2 separate regions of the Homo sapiens genome follow, and region 2 is linked to region 1. The links are chromatin contacts, found by Hi-C or POLR2A ChIA-PET in ENCODE. All regions are on one chromosome and are shown on one strand. The core of a region is the stretch at or near the end of the contact, and the rest is flanking DNA. Distances in the headings are between cores, read along the strand shown.

The links. Hi-C counts contacts between places; a loop is a spot of excess contacts on that map. ChIA-PET counts read pairs that join two places held with the same protein, here RNA polymerase II (POLR2A). Pooled maps may share reads with other maps.
Region 2: a loop to region 1 is called in a map of natural killer cell, with 10 times the contacts of the local background. The contact joins two enhancer-like sites. A Hi-C loop is called at or near these places in 1 of 168 maps with a recorded cell type or tissue (natural killer cell) and 2 of 50 pooled maps. POLR2A ChIA-PET finds 5 or more read pairs at or near these places in 5 of 52 experiments (CD8-positive, alpha-beta memory T cell, H1, WTC11 and 2 more).

The regions. Positions count from the first base shown.
Region 1 is chr22:39,114,434-39,120,306 of GRCh38, reverse strand. It overlaps the pseudogene COX5BP7. Among named protein-coding and RNA genes, the nearest start is that of APOBEC3H, 20 kb to the right of the region's middle. RefSeq lists enhancers at 2,307-2,456, 2,467-2,566, 5,365-5,873. Within about 2 kb of position 2,251, at least 7 of the 41 ENCODE cell types and tissues checked have a DNase peak (open chromatin) inside an H3K27ac peak, as active enhancers do; they include natural killer cell, where a contact is called at or near this core.
Region 2 is chr22:39,172,787-39,178,662 of GRCh38, reverse strand. No RefSeq gene overlaps it. Among named protein-coding and RNA genes, the nearest start is that of CBX7, 23 kb to the right of the region's middle. RefSeq lists enhancers at 2,185-2,479, 4,478-5,147. Within about 2 kb of position 4,547, at least 37 of the 41 ENCODE cell types and tissues checked have a DNase peak (open chromatin) inside an H3K27ac peak, as active enhancers do; they include natural killer cell, where a contact is called at or near this core.

The sequences.
Region 1 (5,873 bases), core at 1,002-3,501:
CGCCAGCTGACGTACTGAGCACCTGCACCAAGTTACCCAAAATGTGCTGCAAAGTTTCTTCTTTCCAATAAAGAGTAGCCATTGCATTGGCTCCTTCTCCCATTAAAAAAAAAAGAAGAAAGGGCCGGGCGCGGTGGCTCATGCCTGTAATCCCAGCACTTTGGGAAGGCGAGGTGAGTGGATCACCTGAGGTCAGGAGTTTGAGACCAGCCTGACCAACATGGAGAAACCCCGTCTCTGCTAAAAATACAAAATTAGCCGGGCTTGGTGGCGCATGCCTGTAATCCCAGATACTCAGGAGGCTGAGGCAGGAGAATCGCTTGAACCCAGGAGGCAGAGGTTGTGGTGAGCAGAGATCGCACCATTGCACTTCAACCTGGGCAACAAGAGTGAAATTCCTTCTCAAAAAAAAAAAAAAAGAAAGAAAGAAAGAAAGAAAGAAAAGAAAAAAGGCCAGGCATGGTGGCTTATGCCTGTAATCCCACATCTTTGGGAGGGCGAGGCAGGAGGATTATTTGAGCCCAGGAGTTCTAGACCAGCCTGGCCAACATAGTGAGACCCTAACTATTTAAAAAAAAAAAAAGTCACATGCAGATTTTTTTTTTTTTTTTTTGAGACAGAGTTGCCCAAGCTGGAGTGTAGTGGGATAGTCTTGGCTCATTGCAACCTCTGCCTCCCGGGTTCAAGTGATTCTCCTGCTTCAGCTTCCCGAGTAGCTGGGATTACAGGCACACGCCACCACACCTGGCTAATTTTTGTATTTTTAGTAGAGATGGGGTATCACCATGTTGACCAGGCTGGTCTGAAACTCCTGACCTCAAGCGATCCGCCTGCCTTGGCTTCCTAAAGTGTTAGGATTACAGGTGTGAGCCACCATGCCTGGCCTAGTTGTCTATTTGTATCTTTTCCCATACAGACATTTTAGATTTTATGTAATCAAATAGATCTATATTTTTGTTGAAGGTCTCTGGATTCTCTCTTTTAATTATAAGGATTTTCCTAATTTCTGTTTTGTACATGTCTTCTGGATTTTTTTCTAAGATTTTAATTTTTTACATTGAAGCTCTGAGCCATCTGGAATTTATTTTTGCATATGGTATGAAAAAGGACTCAATTTTCTTCCAGATGGATAGCCAGTTGTGCCAGCACCATTTATTAAGCAGTCCAGAGTGTCCACCGAAATTAAGGCTATTGAGGCAGAAATAATTTGATAAAGGTTTATTGGAAGCCAAATGTGATGATCGACCCAGGAAGACACACCAACAAGGTTGGGGGTATTTCAGAGTCTGTCACAAGGTTTTTTTTAGGAAAGTTTAAAAGAAGGAAGGGGGAGCTGGGCGCAGTGGCTCATGCCTGTAATCCCAACAATTTGGGAGGCCGAGGTGGGTGGATCACCTGAGGTCAGGAGTTTGAGACCAACTTGACCAACATGGTGAAACCCTGTCGCTACTAAAAATACAAAAAAAAAAAAAAAAAAATTAGCCAGGCATGGTGGTGCATGCCTGTAATCCCAGCTACTTGGGAGGCTGAGGCAGGAAAATCGCTTGAACCCAGGAGGTGGAGGTTGCGGTGAGCCGAGATTGTGCCACAGTACCACAGCCTGGGTGTCATGAGCAAAAATATATCTCAAAAACAACAACAACAACAACAAAAAACAATGGAGGGGGACTCCTTTCCTTAGAGGGTACAACACAGAGGTTACCATCACCATCATGGGGTACAGATGACATCATACAGGATAAGAATGCCTACACACAAGACAATCAGTCGAACTTCAGACTTCAGCTCACCTTAAAAGAAATCAGTGTCCTATTTAGTGTCTGCAGGTTACACACTGATCAGTACATCAATCATTTGAGAAATTTATGATAAGATTCTTTAGTTGGAGACGCAATGTTACCATCGAGTCAAAAGACTGTTGCAGAACCCCAAAGGGTAGGTTTGAGTACCTGACACGCTGTAAGCCAAGCACTGACATGTGGGCGCTTAGGAGCAGAGAAAGGTTTATTCAATTTGGCCACGGCCTGAGGATGGGAGACCCAAACTCTCGAATCTGACCTTCCTTTGTAAGGTGGGTAGGGCGGGAGGTGAGATTCCCCCATGATCAAAGCTGTTTGCGTCCCTTCGTCAATCAAACTTCTGGACATCGCCAAGGAGGTCGCATGACCTCAGGATCTTCATTCTTCAGAAGCAAAACAAGTTCATGAATCTTGCAGGCAGCCTCCAGGGGGCAGAATGTGACGTTAATCAATTACTAGTGAATTGGTGAACACCCTCTACTTCAATGACCACATGTGGAGGAAGAAAAGAACAGAGAAGAAAATAAGTAACCAACATCTTATGGTTGTTATAGCATAGGCTGGGTTACAGCTCCCAAGGTGGATTGCTTTGGAAGCCTGCTTACTGTTGAACATGACTTGAAGGTTATCAACAGTTATTCATTCAATTACTCATGAATTTTCTGGGCAGCGGGTGGGGGATTCCCCGAACTGAGGACTCTTTCCCGTTTCGGACCATACAGGGTAATGTATAGATGTTGCCATGGCATTTGTAAAACTGTCAAGTCACTGGTGGTAGCGGTAGCGTCTTTTAGCACAAGAATTAATTTTAATTAGCATATAATGAGCGGTGAGGATGATCAGAGGTTTTGGCAGGTTTGGTCCGGGCCTCTTTACCGCATCCTGTTTTATCAGGGGGTCCTTGTGATCTGTAACTTGTGAAACCAGCCCTGCTGAACTACCTCAATATGAAAATAGTCTTAACCTTTGAGAAGAAGCCTTCGGTTCTAATTGATAGCCATATTTCCTGGTAATAATGTTGTAATCAACATCTTTGTATATTCCTTAAGCACTTAAATACTTAAAAAAGGGGGCTGTGTCAACCCTGAAGAGGATTACTGAGATTTTACTCATCTCCGTCCTGCATGATAAAAGAAAAATACATCCTGTTATTCCAGCAAATTGATGTTTTAATTAAGAGATCAAGGCCGGGCATGATGGCTCACGTCTGTAATCCCAGCACTGTGGGAGGCTGAGGCAGGTAGATCACCTCAAGTCAGGAGTTCTAGACCAGCCTGGCCAACATGGTGAAACCCCGTTTCTACTAAAAATACAAAAATTAGCTGGGCATGGTGGCGAGCGCATGTAATCCCAGCTACTCGGGAGGCTGAGGCAGGAGAATCACTTGAATCCGGGAGGCGGAGGTTGCAGTGAGCCGAGATCGCGCCACTGCACTCTAGCCTGGGTGACAGAGTGAGATGCTATCTCAAAAAAAAAAAAAAAAAAAGAGAGAGATTAAAAGTCTTAGATTTGCCTGTCTATTCCTATGCCAGTATCTGTCTGTCTATCTGTCAACGAAAAGAGTCAAACTCTATAAAATATTTGAATAGATTTATTCTGAGCCAAATATGAGTAAGCATGGCCCATGACACAGCCTTCAGGAGGTCCTGAGAACATGTGCCCAAGGTGGCTGGGGTGCAACTTGGTTTTATATATATTTAAGAAGGCATGAGACATCAATCAAATACATTCGAGACATATATTGGTTTGGTCCAGAAAGGCAGGACAATTCGAAGTCAGGGGGCTTCCAGGCTATAGGTAAATTTAAACATTTTCTGCTTGACAGTCGGTTTAGTTTGTCTAAAGACCTGGGATCAACAGAAAGAAAATGTTGAGGTTAAGATAAAAGATTGTGGCTGGGCACAGTGGCTCACACCTGTAATCCTAGCACTTTGGGAGGCCGAGGCGGATGGATCACCTGAGGTCAGGAGTTTGAGACCAGCCTGACCAATACAGCGAAACCCCATCTCTACTAAAAATATAAAAATCAGCCAGGCATGGTGGCACGCCTGTAATCCCAGCCACTCGGGAGGCTGAGGCAGGAGAATCTCTCAAACCCAGGAGGCGGGAGGTTGCAGTGAGCAGAGGTCCACTGCACTCTAGCCTGGGTGACAAAACTAGACTGTGTCTCAAAAATAAATAAAATAAAATAAAATAAAAGACTGTGAAGACCAAGTCTCTTTTGAAGTCTCATAGTGGCTGCCCTTAGAGACAAGAGATGACAAATGTTTCCTATCAGACCTTTAAAAGGTGCTAGACTGTCACCACCGGTAACACTCCAGTCTGGATGACAGCAAGTCTCCTTCTAGAAAAAACCAAAAACCAAAAAACAAAAAACCACCTCTGATCCCCAAGTTTTCCGTGAGACTGATTTGAGTAATAATAAAATTCCAGTCTCCTGCACAGCCTGCTCTGCGTGAATTACTCTTTCTCTATTGCAATTGCTGTGTCTTGATATAAATCAGCTCTGTCTAGGCAGTGGGCAAGGTGAACCCCTTCAGCGATCATATTGGAAAGTAAGTCATGAAACAGAGGGTTAAATAAAACTCATCTGATGAGAATTTATGGTTTATAGGGCATGACTCCCCAGACCCCTTAGATAGGAATTTGGGCAAGATTAAAAAAAAAAAAAAAGCAGAGCTTAGTCCTCATATCTACCTATCTATCTATCCATCCATCCATTCATCTATCCATCCATCTATCCATCATCATCTATCTGCTTCTGAGACCTGAAAGGCTAGTAAAGGTAATCAAAATATCCTTCTCTGATATATTTTGAGATGGCTGCTCCTGCAAACAGAAGCAGCCCTGCAAAGCGGTCTTCTATTATTATTATTATTTTGAGACTGAGTTTCATTCTGTCCTCCAGGCTGGAATGCAGTGGCATGATATCTGCTCACTGCAACCTCCGCCTTCTGGATTCGAGCGATTCTCCTGCCTCAGCCTCATGAGTAGCTGGGATTACAGGCACACACCACCACACCCAGCTAATTTTTTTTTTTTCTATTTTTGGTAGAGATGGAGTTTCCCCGTGTTGACCAGGCTGGTCTTGAACTCCTAACCCCAGGTGATCCGCCCACCTCGGCCTCTCAAAGTGCTGGGATTACAGATAGGCTTGAGCCACCGCGCCCGGCAAAAGCGGTCTTTTGTGGGGGAGATTTGCATCTGTAGAAAATCTGCATTGCTGCAGCCTGGTTTTCTCCCAGGCCCTCCCTTGTCCAGATCTAGGAAAGAGGAACTGAGATTCTGACACCCTAAAACTCTGAAAGAAACATTTACCATCTTTTTCCTCCGAGGACTGCTATCTGTGAGGTTTCATCTACATAACAAGACCACCTTTGCCAGCCAGGCCTCCTCTTCTCCCTTTCCCATAGCCTGTTTTGCCAGGATCCAAGCCCCAAATCTTTCTGTAACCTCAAGATGGTATATGAACTGCTACAGCTCTTTGTGGGGTTGGAGTGCTCCCTCTGTCATTCTCTCTCATGGACATGTTAATAAATTAGTATGCCTTTTCTCCTATTCATCTACTTTGTGTGGGCTAAGCTCTGATCTTTTCAGCTTGTGCAAATTCCTATCTAAGGGGTCTGAAGAGTCATGCCCTACTGTTATACCCGAGCGAGTTAGAGAAAACGCCACACTTTGAGACGAATTAAGAGTCCTTTATTTAAGCCGGTGGCCAAAGAGACAGCTAACGCTCAAAATTCTCTCGGCCCCGAGGAAGGGGCTTGATTTACTTTTATAGCTTGGTTTAGGAAGGGGAGGGGAGCTCAAATGCAATAATTCTACAGAAGTAAAAACACGCAAGAATCAAAAAACAAATGGTTACAGAGAAATAAACAATTTAAAAGACAAATGGTTACAAAAAAAGCAACGGAACCAGGTGCGGGGCTCTAAATCCTTCATAAGAGTTAGATATGGATGCTATGCCGGACACAGACTCAAGGCTTTATGTTGTTATCTTTTTGAGCAAAATCCTGGGAACTTCATACATTGTTTGTTCTAGTACCTTATCAGTTCATTGAGCTCCTTTGAAAT
Region 2 (5,876 bases), core at 3,298-5,797, 56 kb before region 1:
GCTGGTCTCAAACTGTCAGGCTCAAGTGATCCTCTTGCCTCAGCCTCCTGAGGAACTGGGATTACAGGTGTGAGCCACCATGCCCAGTGAGTTTATTTTATTTTAGTCATGTTCATTTGTTTTCTAGTTCATCTTTAGTTTGATTTTTACAACATTTATTCTCCTTTTTCTGATTACAAAACGAACGTGCTCATTGCCAAAAACATTGAAAATACACCGTAAATACACAGGAAATAGGAAATTACTCATGATTTGGCTGCGCAGAGATCACTGTGATTAGCATTTGGTGGGTCACTTTGACTTCTTCTCATTGTGCACTTTCCCTTTTAGTAAATCTTACACTGGGACCATTTCTTATGTCCTCACTCTTCTTCAAAGGCCTCGTATTTGATGGCTGCATAATATTCCATTTCGTCATTTTATCATTATTTAATCAAGCGTGCCACACACAGATGATCGTGACACCCCCTGTGCCCATCCTCCTCCACAGACACAACCCCTGGCCACCCCCGCATCTGTAAACACACCCGGCCGTGCCGCAGTGGCCCCTAAGCCTCACAATTGAGGTGATTTCCCAGAGGAGGCTGAACAATGCCCTGGACATGTGGACCCAGCAGGGTGGGGTTCCAGCCTTTTCCTCCTACTGTCCCTCAGACAGACAGAGAGACAGACAGATGGCCAGCCAGCCAGACAGGCAGACAGGACAGGCGGGTGGGACAGGCGGGTGGGACAGGCAGGCGGGACAGGCAGGCAGGAGGCACCAGGGGAAGGCGGAGGCAATAGCGTTGGGGGTGTCTGGCCTTTTGGGGGGGTCAAGTGGTAGGGAGATGGGGTCCTTGGGAGCAGGGCCCTGGCCTGGATGGGAGCTGAACTCTGCAGGGTGAGCCCTAGAGAAGAGCAGGTAACAGGGAGGGACTTCCTCTGCTTAATCCTCTCAAGGGCAGGCAGAAGGAGGTGACTGATGGTCTCAGAACCAAACAGTTGAATTTCAGAATCCTGGGACCACAGAGGACTGATGAGGCTGGCCCCAGGGACCACATCCTCTAACCCTGTGATGATCAAGTGGAGGTGCAGAGGCCCAGGGACTTCTCAGGCCTCCTGACTCCAGCAAAGAGCTGCTCCTGCCTCTCGCTGTGGCCTGGACCAGGTTGCTCTGGTCCCTGTGCCCAGAGCCACCGTGAGCTGTTGAAGTGGGAAATGGGGCCTGCAGTGCAGATGGAGCTGGAGTTCCCAGGACTGGGCAGGGGCTTGGGGTGGTCCTCGAGCCAGCAGGAGAGGGGAGGGAGAGGGTGGGAGGCTAGAGACTGGCAGCCCAGATGCATCCATCCCACTGCAGCCCCTCCTGCCTGTCCCCTCCCGGCCCTGGAAGACCCCTCCAGGCTCCCCAAGGGCAGAGGGCAGCATGGGGAGCGGGCTTGGTCTCCTGCAGAGTGGAGGTCTCTGAAGCCTCCAGCTCCCAGCTTCTCCCCAGACTGCTCTGGGCCTGAAACTAGGGGGCGTTTGCAGAAAAACATGGAAAAGAATTACCCTAGTTTCTGGTGGTTTTGCAGAACAGCAAGTCCCCGGATTCCCGGGTCAGCTTGACCGAGCTAGCTGTGGGATCTTGGACAAGGACCCCTTTCCTCCTAGGACCCCAAAGGCACTCCCAGGGTGAGGGCTCCAGAGCCTGACCGCCCCCAGGCCCTCCCCTCTGAATGTTCGAATCCTGCATACCATGGCTGCGTGGCGGTGGGAACCACTATATCCCACCAGGCCCGGCCCAGTGCGGAGAAGGGATGGGCTCCTGCCCTTAGCCAGAGGCACAGGCTCTGCAGAGAGGCAGTGATGATGCCATAGAGCGTGACAAGGGCAGCAATGCTGGGGTTGCCCAAGGAAGGGATCAAAGTCTCCCATCTTGCAGACAGAGATACTGAGTCCCAGAGAGGGGAAGTGGCTGTCTGGGCACTGGAGACTAGAACCCAGGAGTCTTCTACCTCTCCCCTCTTCCGGCTCTGACCCCGAGAGCTTCCCTGGGGAACGGTAGGTGGGCTAGGGAGCCCCATAAGGTAGAACTGAAAGCAGAAACTCCTCCCCTGTTAACTGACTCCTCCCAGAGCCCCCGAATCTCTGCTTCCAGGGTTGGGGTTCATTTGCTTCTGCGATAGTCTGGGATGGGTGGGACTGGCACAAGATGGGTCCTCTATCACCCCAAGTCCAAGGGGCGCCCCAAGCGGGGTGCTGCTGTGCCGTGTCGGGCCAGCATGGCAGTAGGCCAGGGCCCCCGGCAGCGCCGAGGCAGCTGGACAGGGCGGCCGCCAAGAATGCCAGGAATGCGGAGCCGCCGTGTCCTTCCCGCTCCTCTTCCTCCCCCCCGCCAGCCCAGAACAGGATATTCCCTGTCCAGGGAAACCCAAGTCCGGTCCCTTTATGGGAAAACCATGGGGCATCTGGTGGGCACTGTTCCTGCACTGGGACGGGTGTTCAGCATAGGGGAGCCCTCAGAGACGGGGGCATTGGGTGCTGCTGCGGAGGATGCAGGGGTCTGTGGGGGCTGGCTCTGTGTGGGTTCAGCACATATGAGGGCCTACTATGCGCTAAGGGCTTCATGTGAATTAACTCACTCAGTCTCACATCAACCCTGGGAGCTTCTGCTTTGCAGATCAGGAAACTGAGGCTCACAGAGGCTAAGGAGCTTGACCGAAGGCCCTAGCTAGCAAGCCGCAAAGCCAGTCAGACTCTGATACCCAGACTCTCAGCCATAGGCCAGGTGGCCCCAACTCAACTGTGGCCATGGGGGCATGGCCTGTGCCCTCACATGGCACCTGTGGGGGAAGGGCACGTTGTTCCCAGCTGGTCAGTTTCAAAGGTGGCAAAGGTTTGTCTTAGAGATGCAGAGTCCGGCCCTGCCCCCGGGGCTGTTCTTGCAGATCTCAGCACCATGGAATCCCAGAGTTTGATCAGGATACAGACCATTGGCACCAGGAGGGGCTCCTCTGGACCCTCCCTAATGAGCAGGGGAGGCCGTCACTCTGGAGGTTCAGGGATAAGAGGTGGGGCTCTGAGAAAGCTGAAGGGGGGACACAGGGTAGGGGAGAGAGCGGGGCTAGCTGCACCAACTCCAGCCCTGGGATCCTAGAGGTGCCGCGCCCCGCCCTGGGCTGCACGCCCATCACCTCCCTTCGAGGCCAGCCCACCTCGGCCCTTTGGTTTGGCTACAGGTCTGGGGCATTACCCTAGCAGGGTCAGGTGCAGGCAGAGACGTGGAGACCCTAGCCTTGGATCAGGCCTTGGGCGGGTGGAGAACGGAGAAAATGCAGAGGCACGGGCTGTGCTGCCACCCTCGCAACCCCCGAAACCAGCCCAAAGTGATTGGAGACCAAGGGACCATCTGCACGAGAAATTCTCCCCATTTAGAAATAGGGGAAACTGAGGCACAGGGAGGCCATGTGGCTTGCTCAGAGTCATAGAGCTGTCACGCTGTCACCTAGTGGAGATGTGATTGGAATCCTGGGCTTTCTGTCTCTGGCCCCCACCTGGGGGCCCCTCACGGTTCCTCTCTTCTCCCCTGCTTCCCTAGCCCCCCAAGTCTGGCTGGTTCTATTCCAGTGTGTTGTCCTGTAAGGGCTTCGGGTCCCCCGGGGGGCCAGGGTCAGGTAAACAGGATCCCAGCCGCATTCCCTGACCTTGTTTACCTCCCAAAAGAATGTGAGGGCATTCTTCCCCTTCCCGGGCTGTGAGTCAGCTCCCAGCAATGCGCCGGCTGGCTGCTGGCTGCCCTTCCCCCATGCAACCCCCTCCAGACCCCTGCCCCTTGCCTTCTCACCCGGTGACGTCACTGATGTCACCCCTCCCCATACCCCCATGGAGCCCACCAGGCCTCCAGTTGCCATGGCGACGGCTCACAACAGGAAGCACAGCCCCATCGAGGCCTGCGCTGGGGCAGAAACACAGGAAGCCGCGCTAAGCACTGAGCAGCATTGTCAGCCCCGTAAAAAACAAAACAGGACAAAAAGATTTAATGAGAACAATCAGCCCAAAGAAAAAGGAAAAAAAAAAAAGACCAAAAAAACAAACAAAGCCAAACAGCCTGAAGGCAGGGGGCTGGCAGGGCTCCAAGGACCCCACGTTTTCCCTCCCAACACAATGTAGGCTCAATAATACTTCCTTCTCAGAAGGAGGCTCCCGGGGGTGAGCAGCGGCTGCAGCAGCTCCAAAACTACCCTTGGCTACCCTTGGTAACCCCAACGCAGGTCCAGCTCTATGCCCTCTACTGAAGGCTTTGGGGGACTGGATAGGCTAGTCCTGCCCCCACCTCCCCAAGTATTACCCCTCCTAAGTCCTGCTAGGGGACGTATTCAGTTCAGTGGAAGAAAGAGCACAGGCTCCTGGGTCACCCAGATGGAAAATCTACTCCTGGCCCAGCCGCTGCCTGATGATTGTGAGATTCTGTGTGGGTGGCGATCTCTCTTGCACCTCACTTTCCTCATTGGTTTTGCACCTCACTTTCCTCATTGGTTTTGTAACCATCACTGTCATCAGCATCCGCCTTCACACCTCACAGAGGTGTTGCAAAGCTCAGGCGAGCTGGCACATCAACTAGCACCCAGTAGGTGCTCAATGCGTGCAGAAGGAACTCACAGAGGATGAATGAATGGGGCAGAAATTCCGTGGAGGCAGCTAGCTCAGCTCTGAACTAACTATCAGAGATGGACAAGATGCCCCAGGGGGTATGGGGCTCCCCATCGCTAGACGGGGCAGGCTTGTGAAGGCTTGGTGGGACCTTGTGGAAGGGACTGAGCCCTGGAACAGGGAGGGTGTAGGGGAGGAGCAAAGCTCCCTCCCTCCAGCAGAAGGCTCTGGCCCAGTGGTCCTGTCTGGATAATCCCATTTAGTCTGGTATCTGGTTGATGCCTGCACCGTGACTATGGGAAGAGACCCCACAGTGTCAGTGGGGCAGTTAGTGGTGGGGGGACCCCTGGCTCTTTCTCCATTGCCTGGAGAGAGTAGGGTCCCAGGGCAGAGGAGGCCACCATTCTAGTCCATTTAGGAATGTGACGGATAAGAATGATCCCCGTGGGACAGTGGCAGAGCTGGACTCTGATCACACGGGCAGGTCAGGCCATCCCCTGTCATGTGGATCGGTCCAGCACCTGCTGTTAGCCCAGTGGTTCCTGCCAATGATTGGTGATAGAGCTGGCCTTGCAGGGCCCGGTTGGGGAGTGGGGAACGGGATGCTTAGGCGAGGAGGCTGACTGAGGTTCAGAGCCTGGCTCCAGGTGGTCAGAGAGGCCACCTGGGGGAAATGGGCCAGAAAATGCGGACGGGACTTTGTTGGGTAAGGACAAAAATGGTAGCTGTTCCACTCAAGGGCATAGCAGGAGCACAGGCGTGGCAGTGAGAAAGCCCAGGGTGTTCTGGCCACGGGACCCAGATCTGCACACCTGTAGTCAAAGTTGGTGTCACAAGATAGAGAGATCCCATGGAAAAGAGGCTGGAACCAGATCACAGAGGGTCTTCAGTGTCACTGCCAGGAGTCGGGAGCTGACACCCTAGGCACCGGGGAACTGCTGGGGGCTTTTGACCAGGGTAGTGATATGTGCAGCCGGGTAATTTAGGGTGACGCCTCCGTGTGGATTAGGAGTGGAGGATGCACCAGGAAACAGCATAGGATGGGAGGTCAGAATCTGGGGTCTGCTGAATTGGCTTCTTTTCTTTTGAACTTAATAATAATGAGACATAATAGGTGTTCAATCAGGCCGGGCACAGTGGCTCACGCTTGTAATCGCAGCACTTTGGGAGGCCGAAGCAGGCAGATCACCTGAGGTCAGGAGTTTGAGACCAGCCTGACCAAGGTGGTGAAACCCCATCTCTAGTTAAAAAAAAAAAAAAAAAAGTAC